2 separate regions of the Mus musculus genome follow, and region 1 is linked to region 2. The links are chromatin contacts, found by Hi-C or POLR2A ChIA-PET in ENCODE. All regions are on one chromosome and are shown on one strand. The core of a region is the stretch at or near the end of the contact, and the rest is flanking DNA. Distances in the headings are between cores, read along the strand shown. Region 1 holds the start of Car5a (carbonic anhydrase 5a, mitochondrial). Region 2 holds the start of Map1lc3b (microtubule-associated protein 1 light chain 3 beta).

Evidence for each region. A loop is a pair of places that touch in the nucleus more often than their neighbours do. ChIA-PET counts read pairs that join two places held with the same protein, here RNA polymerase II (POLR2A).
Region 1: a loop to region 2 is called in a map of CH12.LX, with 4 times the contacts of the local background. The contact joins the promoter of Car5a here to the promoter of Map1lc3b in region 2. A Hi-C loop is called at or near these places in 1 of 37 maps with a recorded cell type or tissue (CH12.LX). POLR2A ChIA-PET finds 5 or more read pairs at or near these places in 2 of 5 experiments (both embryonic stem cell).

What each region holds. Positions count from the first base shown.
Region 1 is chr8:121,943,309-121,947,888 of GRCm38, forward strand. It overlaps Car5a (carbonic anhydrase 5a, mitochondrial), which reads right to left and starts at 1,604. Exons shown (of 7, transcript NM_007608.2): 1 at 1,362-1,604. The coding sequence starts at 1,485.
Region 2 is chr8:121,588,659-121,593,711 of GRCm38, forward strand. Map1lc3b (microtubule-associated protein 1 light chain 3 beta) reads left to right here and starts at 1,780. Exons shown (of 4, transcript NM_026160.5): 1 at 1,780-1,906; 2 at 4,832-4,887. The coding sequence starts at 1,867.

The DNA of each region.
Region 1 (4,580 bases), core at 354-2,853, 350 kb after region 2:
CCCTGTTCTGACCTCTCATTTTGCAACGTTAGATCAAAAGAAAAAAAAAAAAGATCCTCGTGCAGGGCCTGGTGACACACACCTTTAATCCCAGCACTTTCAAGGCAGAGGCAGGTGGATCTCTGAGTTCAAGGCCAGCTTGGTCTACAGAGTCCCAGGACAGCCAGGACTACACAGAAACACCATCTGGGGTAGGGTGGGGTGTGGAAGGCTTCTCTCAGGTGACCTTGTGTTTGGGATGAGCAGGTAAGAGGTGTGTGAGTGTGTGTGTGTGTGTGTGTGTGTGTGTGTGTGTGTGTGTGTGTGTATGGCAGGGGGGAGGGGAGAAGGTAGCAGTATTGATAGGAGTGTCCACAGCTGCCTTAGGAGGACAGCTGAAGAGTCCCAGAGTGTCCAGGTTGGGACACTGGTGACATTAGGCCTTATGAAGATGGAAGGTAAGAGGCTGCCAGCCTCGGTCACCAGATGAGTTCCAGAGAGCTGCCAAACCTTAAGGGTGAAATTTCAGACACTGTAGGCATGGCACCTACAGCTGACACACTCCTGTCGTGAGCTGAAGATCCCTAACCCTAGGCACATTCCTGCACAGTAACACTAGCAAGTGCTGTCTGCGGCTGCTCACTGCTGGTCAGAGCCAAGGGCTACAGCAGATGCCAAGTGCCGGGGTTAAAGCTCAGAGCCACGAGCCTCCAACCTGAGAGCCGTGAGCCCGAAAACCCAGGGTGGTGGGCAGCCAGTTCTTGGACCTTGGAGCCTTGAGCCTCTCCCGCTGCTAGTCTAGTCTCTGGGCTTTGGGCACTCAGCAACCAGGCTGTCAGGGTTGCAAGAGCTGCTTGCCCACCCACCCTCCAGGCCTGGCAGCTTCTCGGGCAGTCCTGGGGTTTGTGTGAGGCTGGGCACCCTGGGATGAACAGAGGAGCCTGTGTGCACCGGGCTTCCCACTGCCTTCCCACCGGATGCTGCAGACAGCATCCATCTTGCCTGCCCTGTGGATGTGGAAACCGAGGTTTAAGGAGGCAGGCCATTTACTCAAGCTCTCAAAGGTCACCTTTCGTCTACAGGAAGGCCTCCGGGCCTGGCCCTTCCAAATGCTAAAACCCAAAATCTGCAGTTTGGGCAGTTCAAATGTCCAGAAGCATCTTGGGCCCAGCTGGAGGCTTGGAGCATGCCCTAGTTATTTGCAATACCTCTTAGTCCCTTTAGCCCCCGAGTTACACAGAGTTAAATGACTCACTTGGGATCACCAGATACCAGAGATATTGTACAAATCAGAACGGAAGCCAACCATGTTGCCTCTTAAAGCCACCCTAAGACTGCACCACCATTAAATCTCACCTGGGACAGTATGAGAATCTACTTACGGGCACAGTTGCTGTGTTCCTCTGCACAGGAATGCTGGAAACGCCAGCGCTGTGGCCCTGTGGCACAGAGAAGTCCCACATGCCTGAGGATGGCTAAGGGCTTGCGGGGGTCTCTCCTGAGCATCTTGGCTCTGAGCAGCACGGGGTAGTGGCCCACTGTATGCCCTTGCTTTGGTCAGGGCCACCTCAGAGTTAGGTGCATCTCTGTCCTTTTGAGGAACTCATTAAAACCTCTGAACCTAGTGGTTAAATTTCAACTCTTGCCTGTCCCAGCTCAGGAGTGGGTGATTGGGGACCCAGTGGCCTTGGCTGGGAACAGGCCACTCTGGTCACTGCTTTGGCCTGGTAAACAGCTGGGCAAGCCTGCCAGAGTGCTAAACTTGACATGGGTCCCCCAAGAGCAGCAGGAAAGGATGTGAAGGATGGGTGAGGGCAAAGTCCCTGTCCCCTGTAGTATTGACCCTGTGTTGGGGACATGTAGGGCAGGCACAGAGCTGTCACACAAGACAGGAGAGGACAGGTTCAAGAGCATAAGGAGGGGTGGAGGCACAGTGCCTTGGCTGAGTGGGGCTGTGACCGGGTGTCCCGATTGCTGAGGGAAGCTGGAGGTTCCTGGGGCCCATCTCCGCAGCCTTGATTCCAATGTATTCCCCTGAGACAGGATGCCCTGGGTCCTGCCCAGAGGTTTGCCATGGATGTCAACAGTGTTCTTCTCATGCATGAAGGGTCCACGTAGGGACAACTTCTATTTGGTGGCTCTGGCTATGACACTTGGAATTTTGGGTCAGCCCCAGGGAGCCTCTTTCTGACTGGAGGAGCAGTCTGTCCATCCTCCAATGCTTTTTTCCAAAGGAGCCCACAGGGATGGGTGGCGTGTGTGTAAGATCTTCCACCACTGCTGTTGCTTTAAAATTGGAGTCTGGCCGGGCAGTGGTGGCACACACTTTTAATTCCAGCACTTGGGAGGGAGAGGCAGGCAGATTTCTGAGTTCGAGGCCAGCCTGGTCTACAGGGTGAGTTCTAGGAGAGCCAGGGCTACACAATGAAACCTTTTCTCAAATTTTATATATATATATATATATATATATATATATATATATACACACACACACACACACATATACATACACACATATGTATATATACATATATAGTGCAAAAATTGAAAACAATACAAAAATATGAAGCACAATTCCTTTCCTCTTCTCCTCTCTCTCTCTCTCTCTCTCTCTCTCCCTCTCTCTCTCTCTCTCTCTCTCTCTCTCTCTCTCTCTCTCTCTCCCCTTCCCTCTTTCCCTCTCTGGTGCCCACAGCTCATTCACCCTTCATCCTAGTCATCTGTACTTTGTGGATATAAGGCCTGGCATCCGTGACATCAGACTCACATCATGGAACTCGCTCTGTAGACCAGGCTGGCCTCGAACTCACAGAGCTCTCCTGCCGCTGCCTCCCAGGTGCCAGGATTAAAGGCGAGTGCCACCCTGCCTTGCAGCCTTTATTATTATTATTTTTACATTCAGTTATATAATCAATAAATTGATTTTCCAAAAGGAATAAACATCTAAAGTACATCTTATTTCTTTGTGCACATGCATGCAGACACATGTTGAGGGCAGAGGACAACTTGTGGGAATCACTTCTGTCTGCCAGCGTGTGTCCCAGAGCCACCAGGCAATCATCTTCACCAGGTGGGTCATCTTGCAGGCACAGATAAACTCCTTTTATTTCCTTAAGCTACCTTCTTGTTTCCTGGTTCCCTGACAGCCCCTGACACTGTGTCTGTTCTGCCCATGGAGGAACCCGCATCCCAGAGTGGTGACCTGTGTCGGGAGTGTCCCCTAGCTGGCAAGTGACCGGGTCCCAAGCGTTTTTGAACCCATCCCACAAAAACAATATGGAGATGGAACTGGGAAGAAAGTGCAGCTAAATGTGGGGGCCAGCAGGAGGTATTCAGGTACACGCAGTCACCCTGCTCTTCACGTTCTGGGACACACACAAGGAGCACAGTGGATGCCTGGGCAACACAGTCAGTCACCCAAACTCTCAATCAGCACAGTGGGGGAAACAAGCTGCCATGGGCGTTTGTGCCATGGCTGTCATTGCTGCCTAAGGAAATATGTCGAAGGGGGGGCGGGGCTGGGGGGGGGGGGAGAGAAGCAACCATGGCTGACAGGGTTACAAGCGTGCACTTCGTTTCCGGATAGGCTCCATGGTCCATGCTCATCTCTGTTCCTTGCAGTGCTGTTTGTGCTGACATGTGGTGTGGTACCCTCACTTCCAAGATGGCTCCTTCCTGCTGCCTGGAAGGTGCTCGCGGGAGGTTCTCTCTGTAGGGCAGCTTGGTGCCAAGTGGGTTAAGGGCAAGGGTCCTGGGGCTCAGGAATTGGACGCTACTAATTTCTAAAGACCCAGGCCTGACGAGTAGTCTCGGATATTGTAGAATTCTTCTGTCTGGTAGCTCAGAGGTCTGGGAAGGTCAAGGCCCCACTGAGTGAGCTAACTTTTAGAGCCACGAGTGAGCGTGTCATCGGCCTACCCTGATGTTGCTGCTGTCCCCACCCAGAGAAGGCCAACAGCCACCCACTGTGACTCAGACTGCTGCCGCTCTCCTGGGACCCTAACTGTCATCTTGGCTCTTAGGGGGACAGTCTCCAGGAACAATATCCCGTGTGAAGTAGGGGAGGGGGAGGGGGCTACCAAAGGCCTTGGTGTACCAGTTGCGAAGTTGAGGGACTGTCACCACAACCGAAGTGGAGACCAGCAGTCATTCACTACAGGGAACTCATGGTCTTTACCATGCCTCTCCCTCCTCCGCCTTAGTGTCAGGACCTTTCCCATCTGCCCGCTTCTCTGCACTAGCTTCCACTCCTGGCCTTCATCACCATCCTAGCAGGCCTTCTCAGAGTCTCTACAGTCGCCTTCCCCCGGGGTAAGCGGCCCCCCACTGGTTCCCGAACGCCCCAGGCAGAGCAGCACTTCAAAAGACAAATCCACTCACTTTCAGCCTTCGCCAAACCCTGAGAGGGCTTCCCATGGCTTCTTGGTCTAGACATCCAACCTTGCTCTTAGAGTACCATGGGCGTGTGATCTAGGGGCACCGCCAAAACATAGACAAGTTTCCGGAATTTGCTCTTAGTGTACCACGGGCGTGATCTAGGGGCACCGCCAAAGCATAGACGACAAGTTTCCCCCAAAGAAAAGGGATCCTAGTAAAACCCG
Region 2 (5,053 bases), core at 530-3,029:
TCTGAGAACCAAATCCAGGTCCTCAACTAGAGCAGCCAGTGGTGGTTGGTTTTTTTGTTTTGTTTTTTTTTTTTTTTTTTTGGTTTTTCAAGACAGGGTTTCTCTGGCAGCCAGTGTTCTTAACCACCGGACCATCTCACCAGTCCCATGCGTGCCACCCTTCTTCTCCTTGTGAGACAGGTTCTCACAATGTAGGAATTTGTTGTGTAGAACAGGCTATTTCAGACTCACAGAAACCAGACTGCATCTCCCTTCTGGACACTGAGATAAAGGCCTAGGCACCGAGTCCCACTTGGCCTTGAACTTCTGATAAGCCTGCTTCAGTCTCCAGTGTGCTAGGATGACATGCCTTGGGACACCAGATCTGGCTTCCATTTTGACTTTTAGCCTGGTCTCTTGCACCTCAGACCAGAAGCTTCATACAAAACAACAAAGTTCGGGCAATTAACAATGCAAAGCAAGCAAACAAAGGAAAGTAACCAGCCCTCAGGATTTCACTCCATAATGTGTTTTCAGCTTTTCCCGGTCACAGAGATGTAGAAGATCCCTTGGACAAACAGCACTTGAAGAAGGTTATTTCCATTTAAAGGAGGAAGTCTGGGCTGTAGGGATAGTACAGTGTCAGGTGGTAGGTCTGCAGGGTCACAAGGCTGGCTCAGATGTGGCATCACTGGGGGTGGGATGGGGGTGAGGTGGCTGCTCCACACTCTAGACCTGTCTGTCACCTGCTCCTACAAACTGAAGATAGGAAGTAGCTTGAGGCCCAGAGAAAGTGCTAAACCGTGGCTGACTGACCATTGGCCTGGCCTGAGGAGACTGAAACCTGTCCTAGCCTGTAATCAGGCCCAGGCTCAGCAGGAGTCAAAGTGAGGACATGCCTGTGATAAAGCCACCCTGGGGTCACCTGAGGTAGAAGGATCTGTCTGAGAAGGGACAGCTGAGATAAAGCTCTTGGGACAGAACTGTGCTCTGTGGCTTTCCAAGGTGGATCCTGTCGGGATCAGGCCTCTGCTGCAGTTCCTGGACACAGTCTGATTGCTCACCAACCAAAAAAATCTAAAAAAACAAAAAACGTGATAGGTGGTAGTAAGGAAATGAGGGCACACATGGGCTAGCACCCTGGAAAGATAGGTGAGCCATGCCCCTCAAATTCCATGCTCAGCAAGCTCAGACACATAAAAGGGCTTTTATGGGAAGAGAGAGTGGACAGGTTGCACAGCAGGTGTTGTCATCGTCTTTCTTTTTGCTGGAACAAGTCATTGATCTTGCCCTCCAGTGACAAGTCTGTAGTCCCTAAGACCTTGCTTCTCTGCGACTTCGACTTAGGAGTAAATACTTGTGTTTATGGCAGCACAAGACTCGCAGGGGAAGAGCCACAAGATCAGATCCAACCATAAGTCTCCAGACGTCTCCATAATCGTAAAGATTTAGCAGGCAAGACCACAAGTCAGTTTTTTGTTATTTGGGTTGGGGGTGGGTAGAATTTAGGAATATCAAATACAGCGGCAAGGGAGCGGACATTGGACCACCAGCTGGATCATGCAAGGACTGAAGGGGAATGAAGTCTGCAGGACTCCATCGCACCAGCGCCCGACCCACGCAGACAGTTAACAGATGCTCGCCCAGCGTGTGCCCAGCGAGCGCCCAGCGTAGCTGGCGTAGGCGCAGGCGCATGGCTTGGGCGCGTGCACGCTTGCGCGCCGCCGAGCTTCCGCCACGCCTGTCATGGCCGCTCTCGGGGGCCGCCCTCGGCCCCACCCTCGGTGACGCGCCGCGAGTCACCTGACTCGGCTGCGGACTGAGACACACACAAGGGAAGTGATCGTCGCCGGAGTCAGATCGTCTGGCTCGGGACCCCCGCGCGCCATGCCGTCCGAGAAGACCTTCAAGCAGCGCCGGAGCTTTGGTGAGCCCCGCGGGCCCGGGGATGGGAGATCCGGGTGCCGGGAGCGCTGAATGCCCGGACGCCGGTGGTGTCTTGCGGGGCCGAGACCCGGCGGGGCCCGGAGCGACGCAGCCAGTGGGATATTGGTCTCGGGGGGGTTCGGTCTCCGGGGTAGCTCGGGTGCTCAGCGTCGCCTTGGCCGTCGGTCGCCGATGGGCTCGGCGTCCCCTGCGGGACTGGAGGCCCGACCCCGGTGGCGTAGGGTACCGCAGGCTCTGCGCGCTTGGCTGTGTCCTTCGTGGGCCCCAGGTCCGGGCGCCCCGCAAGCCTCGGAGCAGCACCCAGCCGCCTTTGCACCCGAAGTCGTCTTGGGCATATGTGTGTGTGTGGAGGGGGGGGTGGCCTTTGTCTCATAACGGAAACTTAACAGCTGTTTTGTTTTGTTTGCTTGTACTGATCTTAAGTTATTCTGGAACAGCCCTCAAGAAAGGAGTGTGGGTTGGGGAAAATGAGCCGTGCACAAACATTAGCTCTGACGCGGGTCCCCAGAGTGGCCGGGGGTAATCTCTCCGAAGCTCCATCTGGCTTGCGATTGTTTTTCTCTAGATTGCCTTCCCTCTCTCCCTAACCCAGCTATTCTGAAGAAAGCGCGGGCATCCGATTGCTGCGGCTTTCCTTTGCTTTTTGACTTTATTGGACCTAAACTGGTGGGCACTGACAGTTGAGAGGTTCCCCACACAGATGTTCAAAGCGGCCCCTTTGAGGAGGCCAGGACCGGTCTTGCTCCTTTCCAGTGAGTTTGGAGGGATTTAGGTTGGAGCTCTAGAGTTTCCACTATCCAGACTGCGGGAATGTTTACAAGGTGGATGGATTTAGGTAGGGCTCACCCCAAACCGACCCTTTGTAGCTGAAGCACCTGGGTGGGGCTTAGGGCGGTGAAGCTCAGGGTCCGCCTAGTGGCAGAGTCCCATTAGCTTTCTGTTATAAATTCTTACACTTCCAGTAAGCAGCGATCATCCCCAGTGCTGTAAGGAAGGAGACTGGCAGCCAGGAGGCCCGTGTAGGCTTGCAGATTCTTAGAAGGACGCGCCCAATTTCCCAAGTTTAGAACTGATCACGTGATTTCAGGCTTCTCAAGTGGTTCCACTGAGTTTTTCTGGGGTGATCCAGTGTTTGCTTCCCCACCCCCAAAACGGTCCTAAACTCCAGGTTACTGGGTGTGTATCCGCAGGAAAGCTTGTTTGCTCAGCCTAAATAAATAGCCCCGGGGAGAATTCCCATCCCTGTGAAGGCATTGCTGCTGCCAGGGGTGGTGATCCACGCCTTTAGTCCCAGCCTTGGAGATGATGCAGCGAGACCCTCCCTCTCAACTACACACCTAGGTGGCTTCAGTACAGGCTATTGGCCTCTGCACAGCTGTCTGCTTAAAAAGTGTCTCAGCTCTTGCAGGTTGCCTCCTAGTTCCCTGGCCCTACAGCCAGCCAGGGCTGGGCAGATCCTCTAGGCCTTCAGTTTGGACCCTTGTTTGCTTTAGTAAAGACAACTATTCCTGACTTTCCCTTTATAGTTGTGGTGGACCCTGCAAGTCTCCTCTTACCAGCTTTAACCATTTCTGCCCTTAGATCTCTGGCCCTGCTCCCATCTCAATGAAGGCAAGGGGTTTCTGCTGTCAGTGATTGGTTGGTTGATTTAAACAGGGTCTCATTGTGTGGCTCGGACTGGCCTTGAACTCAAGAGATCTTCACGTCTGTCCCCTGAATGCTGGGATTGAAGGTGTGCCATTGTGCCTGGCTGGCTGTTTGTTTCTTGAGACAGGGTTTCTCTATGTAGCCCTGATCAGGCTGGCCTCCAACTCCGATAGGGATCCGCCTTCAGTGCTGGGATTAAATAAAGGCATGTGCTACCACAGCCTGGCAAGTTTTGTTTGTGGCTCAAGCTGGCCTAGAGCTTGCCGAGCCGGGTTTTAGGTGCTGTGCGTTTAACTTTTTCTTTTACATTTTATCTGTATGGCTCATTTGCCTACATACATGTCTGCACCCTGTGCATGCCTTGTGCCCATAGATGTCAGAAAAGGGAGTTATAGGTGACTGAGCAGCTGTGGGTGGTGGGAGCTGAGCCTGGGTCCTCCTGGGGAGAAGCTGCTCTGAACTACTGAGCCATCTCTGAAGGCCGGAAGCATAGTGTGCCAGGTGTGTAAGTGGCTGTTTGTTAGAATGAAATCAGTGCAGTGACTAAACCCTGAGGTGGTAGGCAGGTGTACAATGGAGGGTTCCTCTGGGAAGGGGCAGGGAGCCCTGTGTATAGATGGCCCCATCCCATCTGTGGTGTGACGGAGACATGGGGCAGAGGGCTCAGCCAGTGCTTTAGAGTAGAGAAAGGTGCAGGCCAAGTCCATCCCCAGTGGCTTGGCCAGCTGCTTGCACCCTGCAGTGCAGAAAGCTTGCTACAGTGTTGAAAATGAAGAGAAGACTGGCCAAAGACCTCGGGCACAGCATGGGGTTCAAGGTCATCCTTAGCTACCTGAGTTCCAGGCTAAGCTATGGTACCGGACAGCCTATCACAAAAAGCGATGATAGAAGTTATCAGGGGCCAGGCAGTGGTGGCGTACGCACTTGGGAGGCAGAGGCAGGCAGATCTCTGAGTTCGAGGCCAGCCTGGTCTACAGAGTGAGTTCCAGGACAGCCAGGGCTACACAGAGAAACCCTGTCTTGAAAAACTAAAAAAAAAAAAAAGTTGTCAAGGAAGAGGTCTAGAGACACCCCTGCCCCCCAGGTTATACAGGTACCCTGTTCTGTGTGGCTGTCCATCTGGATTAGCAGCCCCTTTGCAACAAGGGCTTTACCCCTTGGGCCATGTTGGTGAGCTCCACTGACTGCCTCCACATAGGACAGTCCCAGCAGACCCTGGCAGTATGGCCCCTGATGTCACTATGTCTCTTTCTTGCAGAACAAAGAGTGGAAGATGTCCGGCTCATCCGGGAGCAGCACCCCACCAAGATCCCAGTAGGTTCTCCTGCCGCAAGAGGGGACCCTAACCCCATAGGAGCCCCCAGGAGTCCCGGGAAACCACAGGCCCCTGATCTGAGCAGAGGGAAAAGGGGCAGGCGGGTCAGACCCTTGTGTCTTCTCTCTGTGGGGCTGGGGCTTGACTGAACTGCACTCCAGCTGT